Linked DNA regions of Homo sapiens: all the other regions are linked to region 3. The links are chromatin contacts, found by Hi-C or POLR2A ChIA-PET in ENCODE. All regions are on one chromosome and are shown on one strand. The core of a region is the stretch at or near the end of the contact, and the rest is flanking DNA. Distances in the headings are between cores, read along the strand shown. Region 1 overlaps CRYL1 (crystallin lambda 1). Region 2 overlaps CRYL1 (crystallin lambda 1). Region 3 holds the start of EEF1AKMT1 (EEF1A lysine methyltransferase 1).

Evidence for each region. Hi-C counts contacts between places; a loop is a spot of excess contacts on that map. ChIA-PET counts read pairs that join two places held with the same protein, here RNA polymerase II (POLR2A). Pooled maps may share reads with other maps.
Region 1: a pooled map shows a loop between it and region 3 (7-fold over the local background). The contact joins the enhancer-like site here to the promoter of EEF1AKMT1 in region 3. A Hi-C loop is called at or near these places in 1 of 37 single-sample maps with no recorded cell type and 11 of 50 pooled maps. POLR2A ChIA-PET finds 5 or more read pairs at or near these places in 4 of 52 experiments (B cell, activated CD4-positive, alpha-beta T cell, activated CD4-positive, alpha-beta memory T cell and 1 more).
Region 2: a map of CD8-positive, alpha-beta T cell shows a loop between it and region 3 (15-fold over the local background). The contact joins the enhancer-like site here to the promoter of EEF1AKMT1 in region 3. A Hi-C loop is called at or near these places in 5 of 168 maps with a recorded cell type or tissue (CD4-positive, alpha-beta T cell, CD4-positive, alpha-beta memory T cell, CD8-positive, alpha-beta T cell and 1 more) and 11 of 50 pooled maps. POLR2A ChIA-PET finds 5 or more read pairs at or near these places in 8 of 52 experiments (CD4-positive, alpha-beta T cell, CD4-positive, alpha-beta memory T cell, CD8-positive, alpha-beta T cell and 5 more).

Annotation. Positions count from the first base shown.
Region 1 is chr13:20,418,544-20,421,317 of GRCh38, forward strand. All of the region lies in intron 5 of CRYL1 (crystallin lambda 1), which reads right to left. Among named protein-coding and RNA genes, the nearest start is that of MIR4499, 14 kb to the right of the region's middle. RefSeq lists an enhancer at 484-1,683. Within about 2 kb of position 1,473, at least 17 of the 41 ENCODE cell types and tissues checked have a DNase peak (open chromatin) inside an H3K27ac peak, as active enhancers do.
Region 2 is chr13:20,475,221-20,477,920 of GRCh38, forward strand. The region is part of intron 3 of CRYL1 (crystallin lambda 1); the gene reads right to left. Among named protein-coding and RNA genes, the nearest start is that of MIR4499, 43 kb to the left of the region's middle. RefSeq lists enhancers at 886-1,085, 1,156-1,205. Within about 2 kb of position 1,356, at least 9 of the 41 ENCODE cell types and tissues checked have a DNase peak (open chromatin) inside an H3K27ac peak, as active enhancers do; they include CD4-positive, alpha-beta T cell and CD8-positive, alpha-beta T cell, where a contact is called at or near this core.
Region 3 is chr13:20,772,711-20,775,410 of GRCh38, forward strand. It overlaps EEF1AKMT1 (EEF1A lysine methyltransferase 1), which reads right to left and starts at 1,251. Exons shown (of 5, transcript NM_001318939.2): 1 at 1,211-1,251. RefSeq lists an enhancer at 606-825.

The sequences.
Region 1 (2,774 bases), core at 223-2,722, 350 kb before region 3:
ATAATCATCCCATTCCTAGATTTAATTTTCTGATTCATGTATTTTTTGCATGGCCTCATTTTCATTTGCTTTTCTCATTTTTCTTCATACCATTCTTCCTCATCCACTTCTTTTTTACTAATTCCCAGCTTTTGATCTTCTATTTTGTTTTGCTCTACTTTTCCCCCAAACTTGGTCCTGAATTTTCACATTTTTCTTGTGCAAACACTACAATAACTTTACTACTACTATCACCAGCAGGAACACAGACTTGCTACCCAGGAATTTGGATGAGGTTCTATTCAAGTTCTTCCACTCCTCAGCTAGAGTTTGGGCATAAGTCCACTGTCAACTGAGAAACAGGAGAAAAATTAAGAGTCAGGAGTCACAAAAGGTTTTATCTTAGGTGAGTGTCAAATAAAGAAACGCAACAGCGAGAAGTAGAGTACTCTGCCACCTTCAGCCCTACGAGGGCGACATGAAGAAAGCACTGGGCTTGTGTGGATCACCCCAGGGCAGCGGCCAAGAAGAAAGGATTACACCAGCACGTCCATCTCAATCTCTAGTGAAAGAAAGGATGGAACAAAGTTAAATCTCGGTGATTTTCTCATCTCCAGAGATGTTCAAGGACAGACCCAGACAAGAACAGTCACTTGCACAGAAGTAACTCGAGCATGAGCTAGGGTACTAGACTATCCCTCTGAGAAACATCCAGCCCTAGGGTCCTTGCAAATGCTACAGGGAGTAACAGAGTTAGAGATTAAGTTTATTATTATTATTATTATTTTGAAATGGAGTTTTGCTCTTGTTGTCCAGGCTGGAGTGCAATGGCAGGATCTCGGCTCACTGCAACCTCTGCCTCCCAGGTTCAAGCGATTCTCCTGCTTCGGCCTCCAAATAGCTGGGATTACAGGCATGCGTCACCACGCCCAGCTAATTTTGTATTTTTAGTAGAGACACAGTTTCTCCATGTTGGTCAGGCTGGTCTCAAACTCCTGACCTCAAGTGATCCACCCGCCTCAGCCTCCCAAAGTGCTGGGATTACAGGTGTGAGCCACCACATCTGGATAATTTTGTATTTTTAGTAGCGATGGGGTTTCTCCATGTTGGTCAGACTGGTCTCAAACTCCTGACCTCAAGTGATCCACCCAGAGTGCTGAGATTACAGGTGTGAGCCACCACATCCGGCCTAGATTAAGTTTATATTGAGAACTACCACAATGATTCATGAGTCTCTCATGAGAAACTAGTTGGAATTATGAGTTTGTTCCCTCCACTTATACATACTGTACCCACATGTTTTCGTTTTCTATACTCTTCACCACATGTTGCTTCCCCCACATGCAACAGGAAACTGGCTCCACGGCAAGGGTGAAAAAGATCTGACCCAGTGGTTCCCACCCACGCCACCTTCCAGGGAGAAGGTGAGGCCAAGATGAGACTTTAATAAGTCGAAAATAAAAGACTGCTAAGTGCTGCCCCACAATTACTCACAGGCTTGTGGTCAGGTTTGTGAGCTGCTTGGCCTGTTGCCGGCACTTACAAGCTTTCTTGGAAGCAAGACACAGACATTCCTGCGGAATGACTTGAGCAAATTTTGCTAACGCTACAAGGGTTGATTGAACACCACCACATTGAACTGATGCAAGAGGACACTGAATCACACCCATAAAACACCCGTCCTGTCAAGAGTCTTCCAAGAGGACGCGCAGGAGTCAGCGCTCCGGGGAAAGAAGATGAGAAACACCAGGTGGACCACCCTGGCCAGGCTGCTGGGAACAAGCCTACGTGCACAGCTGCCGGAGGAGAGGCGGGTCTCCCCTCTGGGAGGCATCTCAGCTACATCTATCAAGTTATAAAAATGTTACTCTCCCGCAGGCTGAGCCCACTCCCAGAATTATTCCAGAAAAGACTCCAGAAGAAGAAACCATATGTGCATAGAGGCTCACTGAGGCCTGACCTTAAAACATCCCGCAGTAAGGGAAAGATTGGATTTAAAAGAAAAAAAAAAAAGACCAGCTAAATGAAATATCATAAAGCCATTAAGAATGAATAAAAACTTGAGTAGCATGTTCATAATAGAGACTAGACAGGAACAAAGGAAAATGAAAGCAATTGACTTAGGGTAGAGCAAACACAGGTGGAGTTTTTCCCTTTGACTTTTCTTTAAAATAGAGGTTGTGTGTGTGTGTGTGTGTGTGTGTGTGTGTGTGTGTGTGTGTGTGTGTTTTGAGACAGAGTCTCACTCTGTCGCCCAGGCTGGAGTGCAGTGGCGTGATCGCAACTCACTGCGACCTCCGCCTCCTGGGTTCAAGCGATTCTCCTGCCTCAGCCTCCCAAATAGCTGGGACTACAGGCCCGCCACCACGCCTGGCTAATTTTTTGTATTTTTAGTAGAAACAGGATTTCATTGTGTTAGCCAGGATGGTCTCGATCTCCTGACCTCATGATCCGTCCGCCTTGGCCTCCCAAAATCCTGGGATTACAGGCGTGAGCCACTGCGCCCAGCCTAAAATAGAGCTTTTAAATAGAAACAAACAAACAAAAAAAAAAATGGAAAGGAAAGAGAGGAAAGACTTTGCCCTAATAAAAGGGACATTCCAGAGTACTTCAGGCCCCAGTGCTAATTCCCTGGTGCACTTTTTCTTAGAACACTGTGTGTATAATGATGCTTTTAGGGGGAAAAACAACAGTATTATAGAGTTTGAAAGAAAGGGAAAGCCTCGACTTTTACAACAAATACAACAGCAAAAAGAATCCATCATTGTGTATGAATGTGAATACATTCACTTCCA
Region 2 (2,700 bases), core at 106-2,605, 300 kb before region 3:
AGACCCCATCACACCCCGTGTCTCTCCCTCCCTGGCAGGGGTGGCAGGCATGCAGGTTCCAGCTGGAGTCCAAGCGACCTGGCCCAAAGGCTGATTCCACCTTTGGGCTCTGGGGTGAGATCTTTATCCTGTCATTTCTAAACAGATAATCCATTCAGTCATCAACAAATGTTTATTAAGTTCCTGCCTCATGCCAGGCACTGTTTTAGGTACTGGAAAAACAGCAGTAGATAAAGCAATCAAAAATATTCCTGAGGTGTGCAGGCAAAAATGATTGGGGGTGGAGAGTGGGTATGGCATGGAATAAATACTAGCACCCACTTTACGGGGGTGTCGTGAGGACTGAAGTGGGTCATTTTGTGTTAAGAGTGTGGCACAGGACCTGGTCCATGGTAAGGGATGGATGCACAGTAGTTCCCATTAGCTGCGGGTCATAGGCCAAGACTAAAGAAGAGCCATATCAGCCTCAGGAGGCCTTGGGAACAGAGGGGAATCACCTGATGCTGTGCAACTGGCTCTGGCCAGGCTCAGAGAAACCAGGGACCCTTTCAGCGGAAGATTCCCACCCACCACCTACCAACTAGGATGGCAAGATAGCAAGTGCCTTCAAACGCGAGCAAAGCAAGAAGCAAAAGGCCGCAGGACGAGTCCCGGTGACATATCCACAAATCACAGGCAGAGAGCCTGTTAAAGGAAGGCTGTGTAAGTGTACTCAGTCAGTGGAAAGTGGACTTGCTCCAGGAAGGCCACAGCCTCATCCTGGCCTGTGTCACCTGCCCCACGCACACGGCAGTTCCGGGGCAGGTCCTGCGCACGCGGCAGGAAGGAAGGAAACCACAGTAGGTCTCTCAGAGGAAACCACAGTAGCAGCCTCCTCTGCCAAAACAACAGAAATAGCTACTCCAGTGTCCCAGGTGTCTTCCCACACACAAATGTGCAATGCGATACTTGCTGAACGCCAGGGCCTCTGAAAGGCAGGAAGGTAATTAGCTGGGAGTGGTGGCATGTGCCTATAATCCCAGCTACCAGGAGGCTGAGGCAAGAGAATCACTGGAACCCGGGAGGCAGAGGCTGCAGTGAGCCAAGATCGCGCCACTGCACTACAGCCTGGGTGACAGAGCAAAACTCCATCTCAAAAAAAAAAAAAAAAAGGAAAAACGAAAGGCAGGAAGGTCTCTGCTGGGCAGCAGGGACTGATACAGGTCAACCAGACCCATAAGAGGTGAAAGGCCGCCCCTTGAAAGAAACCTTTTGATTTCCCCCAGTGGTTCAAACAGACTTACTGGGCAACAAGTCTTTGAATATTGACTTTCAAATGAAAATAAACACAGCAAGGCAGCTCTGCGTCAGCAGATATGCTCCCAGCGTGCTGATACCGCTAGGTGAGCAGCAGGGAGCCCAAGCCGGAAGAAAAACATGCAGCAGGGCCAGCACCGAGTTCTGCAGGTGTCCCTTACTTTTCATTAACATGAAGCTCCCAGATTCCCGCTTATGCCTCATACCTCTTAAAAACGCAGGCTCAGCAGGGCGAGGTAGCTTATGCCTGCAATTCCAGCACTTTGGGAGGCCAAGCTGGAGGATTGTTTAGGCCCAGGAGTTCAAGACCAGCTTGGACAACACAGTGAGACCTCGACTCTACTAAAAAATTACCTGGGTGTAGGCCGGGTGCGGTGGCTCACGCCTGTAATCCCAGCACTTTGGGAGGCCGAGGCGAGTGGATCACGAGGTCAGGAGATCGAGACCATCCTGGCTAACATGGTGAAAGCCCGTCTCTACGAAAAATACAAAAAATTAGCCGGGCGTGGTGGCGGGCGCCTGTAGTCCCAGCTACTCGGGAGGCTGAGGCAGGAGAATGGCATGAACCCGGGAGGCAGAGCTTGCAGTGAGCCAAGATCGTGCCACCGCGCTCCAGCCTGGGCGACAGAGCGGGACTCCGTCTCAAAAACAGCAACAAATAATTACCTGGGTGTGGTGACACATGCCTGTAGTCCTAGCTACTCGGGAGACTGAGGTGGGAGGATCGCTTGAGCCCAGGAGTTCAAGACGTCAGTGAGCTATGATCACACAGCTACATTCCAACCTGGGCAGCAGAGCAAGACCTTGACTCTAAAAATCTTAAGTAATTAATTTATATATATATATAATATTTGTATAAACTAGGCACTGTTTTAGGTGTTGGAGAAATAGCAGTAGGTAAAACAATCAAAAATATTCCTGAGGTGTGCAGGCAACAATGATTGGGGTTGGAGAGCGGGCATGGCATGGAATAAATACTAGCACCCACTTTACATGGGCGTCCTGAGGACTGAAGTGGGTCATTTTGCATAAAATGGGCGGCACAGGACCTGGCCCATAGTAAGAGATTGACACACAGTAGGTATATATACAGGCAGGCTCCATGGTGTATTTAATATTACATATTATCATTTAATAATGTTTAAAATTAAATATATAAAAATATTTTTAAAAATATATTAAAAATATATATAATAAATTTTAAAAAATTATTTTTATATTATATATTATTTTGTATACTAGATAATATATAATTGTATAATAGATAATATATAATATTCCATTATGTATTCTATTATATATTATACTAAAATATAATATACTATAGTATATAGATAGTATAATATATATTATATGATAATATATAATACTATACTATAAATACTACCATATGTATTATAGTAT
Region 3 (2,700 bases), core at 1-2,500:
GAAAGATGGAACAGCATGAGCAAAGGGGCGGACACGTTAGCTTGCAGCATAAGCAGGGATTAGCTGGCTTCTCAGGGGCTGTGGTTAGTCTCTTTTTGGATAAAATTACTCAATTTCCATGTTATCAAATTTACTTAGGGCAAAACCACCATACTGTAATTTCAACATTCATTCTTGTGTGAAATTAGGTTAAGATAGTGTGATTCAGAGCAAAGAGCATTAACCTAGGAGCCATCCCAGACTCCAGTAAACCGCAGGAGAGCAAGGCTCCCTCTATGAATGGGTAAGGCCTAGATATTCTCCAAATACTTTTTATAAATTGCTGGATGATTCTCCCCTTAATCCAATTTACGTCCAGAAAAGGGCCAAAGGTTTTCATTCTGTTTTCATCTTTGAGTCCCCCTGCCTCAAACAGTTCCTTCCTTCTTGCTTTCCAGAATTCTATTTATCCTGTTTTTAAATTAACTTTAAAAAGGAGGTAATGCTTACAATGAAATGCAGGTCGTACGTGTGCAGTGCGACGTTGTGATGTACGCCCCATGTAACCACAACCCCTATAAGGAAGGCCTTCCTGTCTGACATGTGGCTCCCTCCCGGTAGGGACCCGCTATCGTCCCAGCACTTCTTCTGCACCTCCGAAGCTACTGCCCGTTTCGCAGTAAAGCCGCCCGCGTCCTAGTCTACTCCACCTCGCAGCACCCGCATCCTGCAAGGGACCTGCCTCAGAAGCCCCAGCGACAGGCGCCGCGGGTGCCCGCCCTCCAGGAGCGGACAGTCAGGCCTGGGCATTTCGCAAACTCCATCAGCGAACTTCTGAGGGCAAAGATGAAAAGGACAGCAGGCCGAGTCCTGTTTCTACTCGGAGGGAAGGGAGGCCTCCACGCGCTGCCGTAGCCTGGGGGTTAATTTCCCCGTCAGCACCAAGGCTGCCTAAGGCCCGGGCGCCAACGTGCGCGGCACAGGACGCGGCGCCTTCCGGCGACCGGGACGCGAGGCCCAACAGCGCCTAACACAGCAACCAGGATCCACTCTCAGGCCGGCGCCAGCTCCTTCCCTCAGGAATCCGCCAGCCACTGCTAATTAAACTCTTCCACCACTACCACCCTGGAAAAAAGGTGAGAAACAAACACACAAAAGGCACCTAACCCAGTCCAAAACGCCTCGGCGGCGCGCAGCCAACCCTACAGCTGCGCCCGAACCCGCCACTCACCAGCCGCGCGTGCGCAGTCGCCCAGACTCGCCGTGTGCAGTGGGAGTGGCTAGCCAGTCTCGCTAGCGCAGGCGCAGGCCCTCCCGCCCAGGCCCTTGCGCAAGGCAGGCCATCTCCCCGCAGCGTCTCAATCCCGCGTTTACAACACTGAGGGCCGTCTCCAGCCTGGAGTCGTTCCTTCGCTTGTCTCATCAGCCGCCCCCAAGAATGGTAGCAAAAAAACAACAACAACAAAAAAAATGAAGGCCCTGGCAGGGCGCGGTGGCTCACGCCTGTAATCCCAACACTTTGGGAGGCCGAGGCGGGCGGATCACCTGAGGTCAGGAGTTCGAGACCAGCCTTACCAACATGGTGAAACCTCGTCTCTACTAAAAAATACAAAAATTAGCTGGCCGTGGTCGCGTGCGCCTGTAATCCCAGCTACCCAGGAGGCTGAGGCAGGAGACTCGCTGGAACCCGGGAGGCAGAGGCTACAATGAGCCGAGATCGCACCACAGCTACTCCAGCCTGGGCGACAGAGCAAGGCAACATCTAAAAAAAAAAAAATTAAGATCCTAATTAAAGTTAAACCCACTATTTTGCACTGAGTCACGTAGATTTTCAAAGTCAAGGCTTCATTGGTCGATTGTCTGCTCAGTCTTTTTAAATCAAATCGTTGACTTTAAATGTTGACATCAAATTGAGGCTTTGGTAAAATTGACAGGATTGGCGGTAGCGGGGGGGAACCTTTAAAACTTGTTAGTCTTTCAGAGTCTTCAGTTTTGAATGAGTTGGTCAATATATGTATTTAGACATCAAGCGCCGTAAGTATGTATGATTTTTGTCAACAACACCTTAATTATCTTGCACATACAGGCACTGATTATTGAAAGGTTCCCTTACGTTTTAGCAGCTACCAAATTATAAGTGATACAAAGTATTTGTTTCCAATTCCCCAAGAAATCAATCTGTATTATGCTTCTACCCTCTCTTTCCTCCATTTTCTTTACCAATTTCATGATCTTGCTAAATTTTATATATTCTGCTGAGCAATGTGAAAATCCTTTCTGGTATAAGGTAAGGATATAAACTGTTCAGCTGGCAAATGATGCTATTCAGTAAGTAGTTAATGAAACAGGTTTATAACATTGGGTGTACTATAATTTCTATTTTAAGAACTGTTTCCAGTTTATAATAACCCATGCTACATTTTGACTTTGTTTTGAATTGATGACAAGTCTATTAACCAAATATTTCAAGATCAGGTGTATTCTGGAAAAGGAACAGGAAGAAAATATATTTAAAAAACTAAAAGAAATTTAACACAAACTGAGAAACAATAACCAACTTTTATGAGTGCATTTTTTATGGAGGTGGTGTTCAGTAAATAAGACTGCCCTAGCTTATAACTACTTTAACAGAAGTTTACATTCAGTCAAATTGAGTCTGAAACAGTAGATCATTTTCTTTCAAAGCTGACATTGCTTTAATAGCATGTAAGACATGTTATC